Regions from separate parts of the Homo sapiens genome. Here region 2 is linked to region 1. Evidence: read pairs that join two places in POLR2A ChIA-PET (ENCODE). Cell type or tissue: PC-3. All regions are shown on one strand.

Region 1 (8,000 bases):
TTTACTATGAGCATTTACTAATCATTTCAGTACGTTGATACAAATGATTCATAAATGGATGCCTGATTACGTTTGGTTCTGTGAGTAGATTGTGGCTTCTAAAGTCCTATTGATTTGGGCTGGGCGTGGTGGCTTATGCCTGTAATCCCAGCACTTTCAGAGGCCAAAGCAGGCAGATCTCTTGAGCTCAGGAGTTCCAGACCAGCCTGGCCAACATGTGAAAACCCGTCTCTACTAAAAATGCAAAAATTAGCCAGGTGTGGTGGTGCGTGCCTGTAATCCCAGTTACTGGGGAGGCAGAGGCAGGAGAATTGCTTGAACCCCAGAGGCGGAGGTTGCAGTGAGCGGAGATCGTGCCACTGCATTGAAGCCTGGGTGATGGAGTGAGACTCCATCTCAAAAAAAAAAAACAAAAAAAGGTCCTATTGGTTTGGAATGAAATGTGCCATGATAGAAATACTCAGATTTCATCAACATTTTGAGGAAGAAAAAAATGTTTTAGATGCTTAGATTATTTAATAAATATTTACTTTGAATTTAGATGTTGATCCATTTAGCTTATTTTATTTTATTTTTTTCCTTCTAGGCTGGTGCGTGGCCTCTTACTCAGGCTCCTTCATCTACGTTTGCAATTCCCCAGGAATTAGAAAAAAGTGTACAGATGGTAAGTTTGCAGGAAATATATTAGAAGACTAAAGGAATTTTAATAATTGTCTTCATATTATATCACCTTTAATATTTTTTCAGAGTCTTAAGGGTTCATGTGATAAAAATAGATTCAGAAATTATAGTCAGTCTGCCCTTTAGGAAGAATGTAAGTTATTGTAGTTACTAATATTGATACTAAAATGCTAAGAAGAATGTCATACAGTTCTTTGTCAAAGCATGTCTCTTATTCTGAGTAAGTCTATCATCTGCTATTAAGCAGTTTTAAATTATAAAAATGTTGATATCAGAAGAAAGCTTAGAATTCAACACCTAAAATATCACTTACCAGTTTTCCTTTTGAATTTTGACCAAATACCTCATTCAGCCCTTGTAATATTTTTATTTCTGTCCTGTAATGTAGGTAAATATATGTGAAGTAACTGCTAGTAGAGTAAGTAGTAACAGTGATTGATAGTGGTTATTAGTTTCGTGGTAATAACTAATAGAGGAGAGTCCTGTAACCAGTCAGGTAGGTTTCAGGAAGGCAAGCATGATAGACTTTCAGAATAGGAGGCTAAATTAGGACTTCTTACATCTTCTTTGAAAAGAGATTGTAGCACAGACTATTTTAGAAACTATGTGAAGAAGAGCATTTGTGCAGACATTCATTGGATGGGGCAGACTATAATCCAAGGTTATTACAAATTTTGCAGAAAGGATACATCCCAAAGTGCTGGGATTTCAGGCATGAGCCACCATGCCTGGCCTTGGCAGTCTTTTACATTTCTTTTTAAATATCATGTGTCCCTGATTGAAATTAAGGGAGAGAATAGGAGCTGGCAGAAATGAAGTTTTCCTTTAGTTTTTTCTTTCCTCTTTCCTTGAAATAATTATTTTCTATTTATAGTTTTTAACTCTTTAAACTTTATTTGTTGATGTATAGTCTTCCTCAGGTTTTAGTTTCCCCATTTACAAATAGGAAGTGAGTTTCTGTCTGTAAAATTCTGATTCCAAAAATACTATTCTCTCCATTTGAATTGTCTCCAATTACCAGTAGAGGGAGTTTGTCCTTTATTTTTTTTCTAGTAAGTCCAAGTTTTCAGATACATAGGATTGAAATCCATTTGTATACTTAATAGTGTACAGTTTTCTCATGTAAATTAATCCATCCTGCCTTAGTGATGATTTGCATTTTTTACATCTTAATCTTAAATATAACTATCAAGAATTACCTTTATTTTACACCAAAGTATCTCAAAACTGTGGAATTAAAGCTGTAATTAAAAGTAATTTATTTTATACTTTAGGCCAGTCAATCTTAATTGTTACATTTCTTTTTTACCTAGGCCAAAAACCTGAATAATATTAGAAGTATCTAAAGTTGCCGGGCGCGGTGGCTCACGCCTGTAATCCCAGCACCTTGGGAGGCCGAGGCGGGCGGATCATGAGGTCAGGAGATTGAGACCATCCTGGCTAACACAGTGAAACCCCGTCTCTACTAAAAATAGAAAAAATTAGCCGGGCATGGTGGCATGCACCTGTAGTCCCAGCTACTCTGGAGGCTGAGGCAAGAGAATCGGTTGAACCCAGGAGGTGGAGGTTGCAGTGAGCCGAGTTTGCGCCACTGCACTTTAGCCTGGGTGATAGAGCGAGACTCCGCCTCAAAAAAAAAAAAAAAAAAAGTATCTAAAGTAGTGTATATTAATGTAGCTATCTATTAAAGGTAAATAAACTCATTGAATTTTTAAGGCTCTTTGAGATCTAATTAATGCCCTTAAACAGTGTTTGAAAAATGCTGTTTTTTATCCTGTTTATTTTAAAATAAGTTTAGTCTGGGAGGAGGGGGGAGGGATAGCATTAGGAGATATACCTAATGCTAAATGACGAGTTAGTGGGTGCAGCACACCAGCATGGCACATGTATGCATATGTAACTAACCTGCACATTGTGCACATGTACCCTAAAACTTAAAGTATAATAATAATAAAATTTAAAAAAATAAAATAAGTTTAGTCAACATATATTTTTTACTAATAAGCTTTGCTAACACAATTATTTTAATGATATAATCAAGGAAGGTTTTATAACTTTGGTCTTTGTAGTGCCATATGAATTGATGAATTTATTGGAGTCTGTTTGTTCTTGACTAGCTATAGATACGAGAGTCTTTGTAGTCAGATTTTAAATGTAAGGATGAATCAGTATCTTCTTTTGGCATATTGATATTATCGTCAATAAAACTTTACCAAATAGTACTACTGAAGAGGTAAAACATGTTTTTAGAGCTTGGAATATACCTTTTAAAGCCAGCTTTGCACTTTAAATTATGAGCATTTTAAAGCTGGAATTTCTCATTTCCGAAAGTGTTTTGAGAAAAAAATGAAAGTTTTTTTAACTTTTATTTTGCTTTTGTCCAGATTCATTGTAAATGTGTTATAAATTGTGAATTATATAGTAGTGATTGAATTTTATTGATATCCCTGGGAGTTATTAGTTAGTCAGATCATACTTCTGAAATCCTCTTATGACATATTTCAATTTGCTGTTTGTCTGGATTAGAACTAAGCAGGCAATCTGAAGTATTCCAGGTGCTAGTCATCTCCTGTTCATCCTGCAAAGGGATTGGTGGATCTGCTGGTAGAGGAGGATGCTGCACCATTAGAGGGAAAATAGGCTCAACATATTTCAGCTTCCCAGGACTAGGCAAACTTAGAGTAACTGCTGAAGGAATTGACTCATTTTCTTGGCTGGAGCTATTAACTTTTGCTGTTAAGGAGTGGTCATAATATAGCTGATAGGTCAGTCATTGCTGACTGCTTTATGTGAACTTCCTTTTTAAAGTACAAAAGGTAAAGTTTGATATACAAATAAAAGCTTTAAGTATGTTATATATGGTACATCATGCTAAAAGTTTATTCAGAATTCTGAACTGGCATAATGCAGTTTATTTTTTAGTTTTATAAAGAAATTGAGTTTTTATCTTTTTCACATCCAGTATCATTTTTCCACTTTTTATTGTATACTAGCTCTTTATTAAAGAAAAAAGAACTCTGTATTTTTGTTCTGTAATTACACATTCAGTCCAGGGAGGAATGTTTAAAATTTGAAGGCTACATTAATAGAATTTAAATTTAATTGTTCACAATAATATCAGCAAAAGAATAATCCAGAGATATACCCTAAAACTTCGTATTTGTGTCTAATTGAATGTGGAAGCTATATGTTGGCAAATGGGAGATTAGAGATGAAGGTAGGGTTTCTCTTTTCATGGTGAAATATATATGTTGCTGTGTTTGGTTAGTAGAATTTATAAAGTCCATGTTAGTATTATTCAGAAATGATAATGAATCACTGTGTCATACAGAAAGTCAAATTTGCAGTGCTGTGGTTTAGTGGAGAGAACTCTAGAACAAGTTGTCAATTAAAAGAGCTGGAATATATGTGTATAGCCTTGATTAGGGACCACAGGAACGTGCTTTCTCCTCTGTAAAAGAAGGAGGTAAACCAGATGGGCTTTAATGTCTCTTCTAATATGAATGGTTTTCATTGCTTTTGTAGTATTGTGTTAATTAACTAGGCAAGTTATAGTAGCTAAAAATAATGTGTGTTTTTTTTTTTTTTTTACAGTTTGAATTATTTTATAGCCAACATTTCAGTGGAAGGAAACTTACATGGTTACATTATCTGTGTACAGGTAAAATGCATTTAATTATATCTGGCTTAATGAAATTTACCTGATGATTATATTAATTTAGAAAGAGGTTTTCTATGGCCCAATTACAGTTTTTAACCTTTTCTCCTCCATCAACCTTTCCCCATTAAAGCAACTAACAATGAAATCCAAGTATAGCACTTTTTCATAGTATTTTATAATTACACTGTTTATAATCTTGCTGCTTTTAAAGAAATGTTCTGACTTTATACTGATTTATTACATTTCTCTAGCCAACCACTTCATTAGCAAATGTATTTAGAAACTCACATTTGATGGGGCAGACACACTTAGAAACTTGTTCTCTAAGTATGCCAGATCCTCTTGCCAGTTTCTTTATTATAGCATCATAAGGAGACCTAACCATTTGATTTTTACTTGTGATACTGCAGTGAATGCAATAGTAAAGCTTTTTGCAGAAAGTCCTACTTAATTTTCAATAGTTTCCAATTTTAAAAAACTTTTATCACAATCTAATTTCCTTTGCTTCTTTCTGGAACAATGGAGTCCACTTACTTACAGTAGGATTAATACCTGAATTATTGTGGACTGTGTGTGGAGTTGCCTGAAGATGTAAGCCAAAGCAGACACTTGAATTTTCTCTTTTTTTGCTAAACTATGCTTTGACAAGTTCATTGAATCACTTTTTCTTTGTACAAGAAGGAAAGGGTATATATGCTAATATTTCTTAGAGATGGTACAAGAAAATCATTTGCCATAACCTTTATTAGGAAATGTTTTCTATCCCCTCCCCAAGAGTTACTTTATCCAAGTAACTATGATACTTGGTGTTTATTTGACTAATTTACATCTTGGGAACGTGATGGCTCATTGTATTAGTAATACATTTTGCATTACTTATATAAGTCGATCTTTACTGAGCAAGTTGGACATTCTAATTTTTAAAATAATTTTTGAAATGAGATTTTTTACTGATACTCTTAGTGGTAGTCAAAGGTCAAATTTTAATTTGACTTTTGGCTAGGTGCAGTGGCTCACACCTGTAACCCCAGCACTTGGGGAGGCTGAGACAGGTGGGTCACTTAATCCCAGGAGTTTGAGACCAGCCTGGGCAACATGACAAAACCTGTCTCTACTAAAAAATCCAAAAATTAGCCAGGCGTGGTGGAGCACACCTGTAGTCCCAGCTACTCGAGAGGCTGAGATGGGAGGATCACTTGAGCCCACGAGCTGGAGGCTGCAGTGAGCCATGATCGTGCCACTGCACTCCAGCCTGGGCAACAGAGCAAGACCCTGTCTCAACCAGTCAATCAATATGTTCTATTTTCATTTAGTAAACATAATTGATTTTAAGAAAAAAATGCTGGACCAGGGTTTTAGATTTTTTTTTTTTCCCCTAAGAAAACTAATATATCTTAGTGCAGTTCGATTTAGCTTGCTTTTACTTTCCATGAATATCTGTCTGGGGGAGTTTAAACATTCTTGGTTATTCTCATTATTTCAGCAATAATCAATGTGTCTCCTAAAGTAATTTTAGTAAGGGGCTCATTTTAACAACCAGTGGTGTATAAGAAGAAAATAAATTTATGCACATAGTTTTTTAGCCATTGGAATTTAGTTTGAAAATAGTCACCAATATCACCTAAATAGGAAAGAGAATAACTTTCTTTCTGTTTTTGAGCTATACTAAATTTCTAAGCTGATACATAAGTTGATTTGGGGAGCTCTTTTGTTTGTTCATTTCTTTTATTTAATATTATTTGTGTTTTAGTTAAAACCAAATAGTTACTTCCTTTGGAAAGAGAACCTTATAAGTTTATTTTTTTGTTTTGAGTCACCGAAGGTACTGAAAACACCTGTGACCTATCAGTGAAACCAGGAGTTAGAGTTGTTTTTCTTCCCAACTTTGATAAGATACAATTGACACATAAAAATTGTATCTGTTTACAGTGTACAGTGTGATGCTTTGTTATGTTTATATTGTAAAATGATTAACTCAAGCTAATTAACATAAGTAGCTTCTCACTTATCTTTATTTGTGGTGAGAGCATTTAACATCTACTGTCACAGCAATTACTGTCACAGCAATTTTCTTTTTCTTTTTTTCTTTGAGATGGGGTCTTGCTCTGTCACCCAGGCTGGAGTGCAGTGGCGATCTCGGCTCACTGCAACCTCCACCTTCTGGGTTCAAGTGATTCTCCTGCCTCAGCCTTCTGAGTAGCTGGGATTACAGGCACACACTACCACTCCCAGCTAATTTTTGTATTTTTAGTAGAGACGGTGTTTCACCATGTTGGCCAGGCTGGTCTCGAACGCCTGACCTCGTGATCCACCCACCTCGGCCTCCTAAAGTGCTGGGATTACAGGCATGAGCCACCGTGCCCAGCCTTGTCACAGTAATTTTCAAGTTTACTCCACAGTAGATTAACAGTCACCATGCTATATGATAGATCTCCAGAACTTACTGGTCCTAACTGAAACTTTGTCCCCTTTGATCAACATTTTTCATTTTATTTTTGTTCTCCATTTATTCATTTAACAAAAAGTTTCTCACACGCTATGTGTATTGAAGATACTTGTTCTAGATTACCCATATATGGCCTAAGGCTCCAGGACTTCTTTAAAACACTGGCTCTGAGGCTGGACAGATCTCTCAGAGTTCTGTTTCTTGAGAACCCCTGTTACTTCTGCTTAAACATAGAATGAAAATTATTCTTGCCTAGTCTATTTCTACATTCCCAGCTCATGGAATACCCAAGAAAAGGTTAATTTTTGTATTGTAAATGAAGAGTCTTCACAAATGGTTGATGGTGCACAAGGTGGTGTTTGGGGGAATTTAGAATCAGAAGACCTGTGGCTGGAGTTATTAGCTCACAACTTATTAGCTGTGTAATCTTAAGCAAATTACTTAACTCCTTTGAGCCTGTTTCCTTCTCTTTATTGTTGTAAAATTCATTGATCAACTCAAAGAACATTTTCTATGTCTCAGGTACTTCTAAACGCCAAGTGGACAGAAATAAAATACAGAGCCTTGGCCCTCAAAAAAAACTCATGTCTAGTAGGAAGACAGACATACGTACATAGTTACAGTACGGTGTTTTGAATGTGATAGAGGCCAGCCCAGGGCATATCACAGAATGGTGGTGGCAGTCAGGTCCTTGCGAGGGAAGTCTTCTGGGGAAATCACATCTCAACTTGTTTTCAAGAGCTAATAGGGCCGGGTGCCCCCTCGCCCCACTTCGCCCCACCTCACCCCACCTCACCCCACCTCACCCCACCTCACCCCACCCCACCTCACCTCACCTCACCTCACCTCACCTCGCCTCACCTCACCCCACCTCGCCTCTCCTCACCCCACCTCACGTAAGCTGGAGTGGAGGTGCGCGATCACAGCCCACATTAGCCTCTGCCTCCCGGGCTTAAGAGATCCCTGTAGTCCCAGCTACTTGGGAGGCTGAGGTCACCAGAGCCCAGAGTGAGAAGACCAGGCAGGCCCAAAAAGAAAATAAATAAATGAAAATAAAAAATAATAAATGAAAGAAGGAAGGAAGGAAGGATATACATGTATATGTAAATGAAATGGGTTTTTATTTAATACATATTCATACATTAAAATTGACATTAATATAAACATGTATTAATTATGGAAATATCATCTATATAGTTTTATCACTACATA
Region 2 (8,000 bases), 180 kb before region 1:
TACTAGAGTCAAAATGTTGCAGGCACAAAGCTTTCCCCGATCACATCAGTAGATGGTACATTCCTAAGCACTCCTCAGCCATGGAAAACACCTGTTTCTTCTATTAATAGTGAGCTCGGTTTTCAGGCTTGCATGTGTCTGGGTGTATCCTCAGCACGGAGAGGAAGTGCAAGGCAAGGAAGAAACTCTGACAAGGCTGGAAAGAAATAAAAACTGTTGCTGGATTGGCAGAAATACGATATAATGAGATATCGATTATAGATGCCAATCAAAGAATAAAAAGAAAATATGTAAGAGATCTATCTGTGAATGACTAAAGCCTCACACTTCCCCAGGAAGTGAAATTTGCAGGTTATCATGGGGTATTTTTGAGATGCCTGATGCTGGTATAGAGGACAGGCTCTGGAATAAAGACTGCCCGGTTGCCCATCCTGGTTCTGCCCAGTTTGGGCCATGTGATCTTGACCAACTTATTCCTTAACATCTCTGAACTTCTGGTCCTCATCTGTAAACTGGGCATAATAATCACCTATTCTCATGTAAGCATTAAACACACAGTAGAAATAAAGCACTTAAAATCTGCTAAACAGATAATGAGCAACCTAACAGCCAGGTATCATCTGCATTTCTCTTGTCTTGCTCTGAAACTGAGATTTAGAAAGCGAAAATAAACCTTTCTCAGAATCCTGTACAGCTAGGGACTAAAGACCTATTTCTAGCCAATGAAATGTAGGTGAAAGTTGCTGGGAGGATCTTCCAGGAAAGGTTTGCAGTTGGGCCAGACCTCAGCTAGCCCCAATTTTTGGCTCTAGCCCTTCTTCCTGTCTGAGGCAATGCCTAGAGGTTCAGTAGCCGCGCTGTGATCATGAGAATGAATGATACATGCTGAAGATGACACAGCCGGGAGCGGGAGTCTGGGCCCTTGATAACACTGCTGAATCTCTGTCCTGGCTGCACACAATGAGGACATTATTTGACATTAGGACTAAGGTGACAAGACTACTGGGAAACTCTAAGACAATTCTGTTCCTTTTGAAAATCAGATTAATTTGCACCATTATTCATAATAAAAACTAAACCAATAAATAATATACAAGTTAAATAAAATTTTATTTATGTTTAAATTTTTAAAAAGTTTTAGAAAATAGCATTTTATAATATGTTGCTTAAAAATAAAATGACAGAGATATGGAGCAAGAAAAAGTGAGAGAAAATGAGAGCTGACTGGAAGTACATAGACTATAATAGGAGGTATCCTAAGTGGTTAGAGCCATGGATGATTTTAATTCTTTTTGTTATTTTGTATTTGCACTTGACTAGAATTTATCAGATTAAATATGTATTTCAGTGTAATAGAGGAAAAAAAGTTAAAAAATAGACAAAAGGAAACTACATGTAGAAAATGTCGAAAAGTAACGCCTCACTTACACTTCATTTTTCTCAGAGAGAAGCTAAAAAATTCGACTTATCACCTACTTCACAGCAAATACTAAATACAAAATAGCTCTTTGTTTCTAACAAAGTCCTTTAATCATTATTTTTAAAAATTACTGTATCTTTTGGACATCACCCTTACAACATAGGGATGTAACTCCTGCTGATGAAATAGTTTAACAGCCAGGAATTCTGACTGGAAGACAATCTAATAACACACACAGAGCACAAACCTACATGAAATGCCACACAACATGTAACTTGGGAGAAATGGCTTATGAAAACTGTAATTTTTTTTTTTTAAGACGGAGTCTCACTGTCACCCAGGCTGCAGTCCAGTGGCGCGACCTCAGCTCACTGCAAGCTCCGCCTTCCGGGTTCAAGTGATTCTCTTGCCTCAGCCTCCCGAGTAGCTGGGATTACAGGTGCACACCACCACACCCAGCTAATTTTTGTATTTTTAGTAGAGACAGGGTTTCGTCATATTGGCCAGGATGGTCTCAATCTCTTGACCTTGTGATCTGCCCGCCTTGACCTCCCAAAGTGCTGGGATTACAGGCGGGAGCCACTGCGCCCAGCTGAAAACTGTAATTTTTATTTTTATTTTTATTTATTGATATTATTTTTATCATTATTTTATTATCATTTATTAATATTTAATATTGTTTTATTATTTTTTTGAGATGGAGTCTCGCTCTGTCGCCCAGGCTGGAGTGCAGTGGCACGATCTTGGCTCACTGCAACCTCCGCCTCCCAGGTTCATGCCATTGTCCTGCCTCAGCCTCCCAAGTGGCTGGGACTACAGGCACCTGCCACCACGCCCGGCGAATTTTTTTGTATTTTTTAGTAGAGATGGGGTTTCACCGTGTTAGCCAGGATGGTCTTGATCTCCTGACCCTGTGATCCGCCTGCCTTGGCCTCCCAAAGTGCTGGGATTACAGGCGTGAGCCACTGCGCCCGGTGAAAACTGTAATTTTTAAAAAGTGTCCTAGAAGTTACCGATTCCCTGTGCAACACCTCACCTGTTTTTCATTAGCCTCAGCTCTCGTTTGCGTGTTGCTTCTTCTGCCAGCTGCTGGGGACTGTGCAAACTTCCGGGCGATGCAGCCATCACCACTCCCTGTGGCAAAGCAGCAGTAGGAGCTCGGATCTGGTAAGTTGGCATGTCACCAGTGGCAGCTGCAGTAAAACAAAATATTTTGAGCTTATATAAAGAATTCATAATTTGGCATTTTACATAAAACTGATCTGGAAATGATATACTTTTGACATCTCATAAGAGGTGATCTTGTAATGTTTAAGATAATTATTCTGAGCATTATAGCAATCTCAAGTATTAAAGATCTTCTTCAGCACTTAGAACAATGATATTTAGCATGCTCTAAACACTTAAGGTAGAAAAGCATCCTAATGCATTTTAGACAGGTTTTTATCAAAGGCAAAAGCTTAAGATGCTCATTTAGCTTAAAGTCAGTGGTGTGCTAATAAATATTTAAGAAACAGTCCTCAGGACAAAACAATGAAAAAGCCCTGATGTGTAGTGTTCAGTAATTCTCACGATGTAAATACTTCCACCATGGCCAGTTTCAAGCTACCAAGGTGACTTTCCTGAGCGTAGAGTTGGAAAGACACACACGTGGTAAGCAGCACAGCATACAGACAAAACAGATGCCAATACCCACAGAGCACAGAGAAAATACTTGGAAATTATGAGTTTTGAGTACTAATGTTTTTAATGTGTAAATTGTGTATGTGTATGTATATATGCATATATATATGCATGTATATATATACATATTTATACACACACATATTTTTTTTTTTTTGAGACGGAGTCTCGCTCTGTCGCCCAGGCTGGAGTGCAGTGGCGCGATCTTGGCTCACTGCAAGCTCCGCCTCCTGGGTTCATGCCATTCTCCTGCCTCAGCCTCCCGAGTAGCTGGGACTACAGGCGCCTGCCACCACGCCTGGCTAATTTTTTGTATTTTTAGTAGAGACGGGGTTTCACCGTGTTAGCCAGGATGGTCTCAATCTCCTGACCTCGTGATCCTCCCACCTTGGCCTCCCAAAGTGCTGGGATTACAGGTGTGAGCCATCGCGCCTGGCTTTTTTTTTTAGACAGAGTCTCACTAAGTGGCTCCAGGCTGGAGTGCAGTGGTGTAATCTTGGCTCACTGTAACCTCCACCTCCCCAGTTCAAGCGATTCTTGTACCTCAGCCTCCCAAGTAGCTGGGATTACAGGCGTGCACCACGACACCTGGCTAATTTTGTATTTTTAGTAGAGATGGTGTTTTGCCATGTTGGCCAGGCTGGTCTTGAACTCCTGACCTCAAGTGATCTGCCTGCCTCAACCTCGCAAAGTGTTGGGATTACAGGCGTGAGCCACCACGCCCGGCCTGAAAATTTAATAATAGGCTCTAGCAAGCCAGGAGGAGCTGACTGTAGCACACCACTGCAAAAATTTCCATTAAGCAGAATATCTCCATCCTCTGAATGTTTCAGTTTAGAGATTTTCCTATACTCCATATCATGCCTGAAACAGTCACTGAATGTCTTTAAGTGCAATTCTCATTACTAGAAAATCACTGAAGCACTGGAAGGAATTGAGCTCACTGCAGTTTCAGTAAAAAAAACAAAAAACAACAATAAAAACCCAGCAAAGCTCTGCTTAAACCTAGTTTCTCTGGGGAAAGATAATTTTTCTTTCTTAGGTTTCTAGGAAAATAATACATTTGTAAATATTCATTTAAAAGTATTGTCTAAGCATAGTATAATCATACAGTTAAAATACAGCGTTTAATATTTACTTAGTATTCAGATCAAATACTAAAAGTAAGTTCTCAAAGTTTCCTAATTTATATTCAAAATTTGTCTACTGCAAGAAACATAGCTTCCTAGAAAAGACAGATGGATTCGAGTGATAAAACATTTCTACCACCAACGCTTCAACATTGAGAACGTATGGTCCAGAGTTAGTTTGTCACTCTGATGAGACATTACAAAATACATGCTCTCTCAAAGCTAAGTGCAAGAAAAAAGATTTTTTAAAAAGTTATCAAATTCTATAACAATTGCCTGAACTAAATTCCAATCAAAAGAGGAAAACACAGCATTTCTGTATTTCATGAAAATGTATTATACCCAATGAATAAGAAGTGAAATGCTACCCATGGGAGACAAATACTTTGTCAGCTAAATAGGATATTATCACTGAAACTTTGTTTAAAAAAGTTAAACAAAGATTAACTGATTTATGTGCTTCTATTTGGGTATATGCCAGATTTCTGCCTTCTAAGGCTTGAGAATTAGGTGAAAGAATACAACAGTTAAAAACATGGCTTTCAAGGAAGCTCACTTAAAGATTTTCATAGAATTAATAAAAATATTGTTTATAAGGTTGTACTGCCTTTTCCTTCTACATGTAATTTTAAAACATTGGTGATAGGGAATAATTGATTTTTTTTTTTTTTTTTTTTTGAGACGTAGTTTTGCTGACACCAGGCTGGAGCGCACTGGTGCAATCTTGGCTTACTGCAACCTTCTACTCCCTGGTTCAAGTGATTCTCTTGCCTCAGCCTCCCGAGTAGCTGGGATTACAGGCACGCGCCATCATGCCCAGCTAATTTTTGTATTTTTAGTAGAAACAGGGTTTCACCATGTTGCCCAGGATGGTCTTGATCTCCCGACCTCGTGATCTGCCTGCCTTGGCCTCCCAAAGTGCTGAGATTACAGGCGTGAGCCACTGTGCCTGGCCTAATTGTGATTAATGATCACCAGCATATGAATAAACTTGGGAAAAGTCCTAAATTTGTTTTTGTGACTATACAAAATAATGTATACACAGACAACTCAATGAGTCGTACAAAACTGTATAGCTTTGAGATAGTTAACAAGGTCACGTTAAGCCAGTTATAAACTAACTTAATAGATTGTTTAACATATCTTCATCGTATTGTCAGAAGAGATGGAGTGGAGCAGAGAATAACATAGCTCTCCTCTTTTTTCTCTTCACCCACATCCAGGGAAGAAGGTTATGGGGTAATAAAGGCTGAAACAATAGAACAGCTGGTGGTCACCTAGGTCTTCTAAAATTGGAACAATAGCCAGTGACGAATGAGAAGTTTACATGACACCAGGTTGACACATGCAGGCAGCATGGATATGGACCTTGGTCTAGGATCATTCTTTCCAAACACTGCTCACACAGACGTGTAGTAAAATTAATGGGTAGAGAGGGGCTCATTACACTCTAGTTCTGTAGACGTTTGCTGTTTTCTTGTAATATGAAGTTAGAGCAGGATGGTTCCATGATATATACAAAAGCTAGTTTAAAAAAAAACAAAAAACAAAAAAAAAAACTTTTTACTTTTTATTTTTATTTTGAGACAGAGTCTCACGCTGCCACCCAGGATAGAGTGCAGTGGCACAATCTCGGCTCACTGCAACCTCCGCCTCGCAGGTTGAAGCCATTCTCCTGCCTCAGCCTTCCAAGTTGCTGGGATTACAGACGCCCACCACCGCTCCCAGCTAATTTTTGTATGTTTAGTAGAGATGAGATTTCACCATTCTGGCCAGGCTGGTCTCGAACTCCTAACCTCGTGATCTACCTGCCTCAGCCTCCCAAAGTGCTGGGATCACAGGCGTGAGCCACTGCGCCCGGCCACAAAAAACTTGTTTTTTTAAAAAAAGGGTGGGTGGGAATAGTCACAGGTGAACAATGAAGTTCAAGGGCAGACATGGTGGCTCACGCCTATAATCCCAGCATTTTGGAAGGCCAAGGTAGGAGGTTCACTTGAGTCCAGGAGTTCAAGACCAGCCTGGGCAACATGGAGAAACCTGATCTCTACAAGACATACAAAAATTAACCAGGTGTGGTGGCGTGCGTCTGTGGTTCCAGAGCCTTAGGTGGGAAGATCATGTGAGCCCAGGAGGTTGAGGCTACAGTGAGCCGTTATTATGCTACTGCACTCCAGCCTGAGCGACAGAGTAAGACCCTGTCTCAGGAAAAAAAAAAAGGAAAAAAGCAAAAAAAGACGTTCATTCATTGGCCTTGTATTTATCAGAAATGCTTCCAAACAACTCTTGCCTGTTTCCAGAAGCAACAACCACCCTCAAGGGACCAAATTTGGCACCATGAAAGATAATGGCAGTTCCAAAATAAGAATTCTTAAAAACATTTTGAGCGATAGCTCAGAAAAAAATACCACTTTAAAATAACTTGGAAGGGGATGATATATTCAGATGTATTAGTTCTGAGATGTTAGGTGACTGGGTTTTATTATAATTTTTCAGAGGTATCATATATTCATTTTACTTCCCTCAATAAAATCAAAATGACAAGCGCATTAGTTCAAGCCAGAAACAGGAGTTAGTATAAATTAGTAGGAATTTGTATAAATTTCTATAATATCCCAAAGGATCTATATGGTGGTATACTTCTAATGGTCGATGGACAAATTCCATATACTCAAATATAATCTTATTAGTAAAGTACATTTAAAAAGATATGGGCAAAGACAGCTGTGCACAGTGGCTCATGCCTGTAATCTCAGCTCCTTCAGAGGCTGAGGCATGAGGATCACTTGAGCCCAGGAGTTCAAGTCCAGCCTGGGCAACATAGCAAGACCTTGTCTCTTAAAAAAATAAAGATACAAAGATAATCTCTTGTTTTGAGAAAATCTAAATGTCACAAGTTTTAATTTTAAAACAAGTTATAAAAAGTATTTATCTTAGTTAGCTTCAAATTTCCAATATTATGAACTCAGTGGAAATTTAAAGCAGATAAGACACCAAGGATCACAGTTCAAAGACCATCCTGCATTCTCTGATGACACACTGCTATTCCTGTATTCTTATAAAGGCCACTTCCTGTCCCATTTAACTACTGAAAGTGTCTAAATTACTTTTTATTCTAGAATTTTCATATTTTGAAAATATATGGGTTATCAGTGGGGAATTAACAATCATGATTGAAGAAAGATTATAAGATATTTGTACACTAACTTTATTCTCAGGAAAGCAAAAACTTTAAGACAAATCAGGGATAGTATCTTTTTAACCCCAGAAACCCCTAGAATCTAGCACATACTTGGCATATAATGGGTGTTTCATGAGTTAATGTGTGCTGTATGAAGTAAAATTTGAACTTCCTCGGGTTTTGCACAAGCCTGCTGTCATTTAGAATGCTTAAAATAAGCAGTCTTTCTTATAAACTTACATTATTATAGCTAAACCTTTACCTCTAAGACATGGAAAGCCCTACAAGATGCGATGTGTCTCTTCAAAGTGGCCTTTCTTGATAAAAGGCATTATTTCTTAAATTTTCCTTAGATGCACTTTAGATAAGTCTAACATAGCATTTTAAAAGCAAAGGCGTTCTCATTATGATGTGCTTCCATCTAGCTCCTGACATGAAAGCATTTTTTTTTTTTTAGGTTCAGTATCAAATATTTCATGGGAAAAGAAAATTCCTAGAACTCTCAATTTTGGTCATTAACTACATATCTCTCTTTGCAAGCTTTAAACACGGTACAGCAGAAAAAGCATGGGGTTTGGAGTCTGGGTTC

The links. ChIA-PET counts read pairs that join two places held together with the same protein. Peaks named below come from ENCODE experiments on the same cell type or tissue, not always from the same donor. Only the 100,000 strongest peaks of a DNase experiment are listed, where the experiment ranks them.
Region 2: POLR2A ChIA-PET joins it to region 1 with 7 read pairs; 4 of 35 experiments call an interaction of 5 or more read pairs at or near these places.

Annotation. Positions count from the first base shown.
Region 1 is chr10:35,021,474-35,029,473 of GRCh38, reverse strand. CUL2 (cullin 2) reads left to right here. Exons shown (of 21, transcript NM_003591.4): 16 at 587-664; 17 at 4,276-4,342. Among named protein-coding and RNA genes, the nearest start is that of LINC02635, 52 kb to the right of the region's middle. In PC-3, a CTCF peak has its summit at 1,703 (motif pointing right); DNase peaks (open chromatin) are centred at 1,693 and 3,393; H3K27ac peaks cover 1,651 bases.
Region 2 is chr10:35,201,508-35,209,507 of GRCh38, reverse strand. CREM (cAMP responsive element modulator) reads right to left here. Exons shown (of 8, transcript NM_183011.2): 7 at 2,457-2,613. Among named protein-coding and RNA genes, the nearest start is that of LINC02634, 39 kb to the left of the region's middle. In PC-3, no CTCF peak of the experiment used is centred here; no DNase peak of the experiment used is centred here.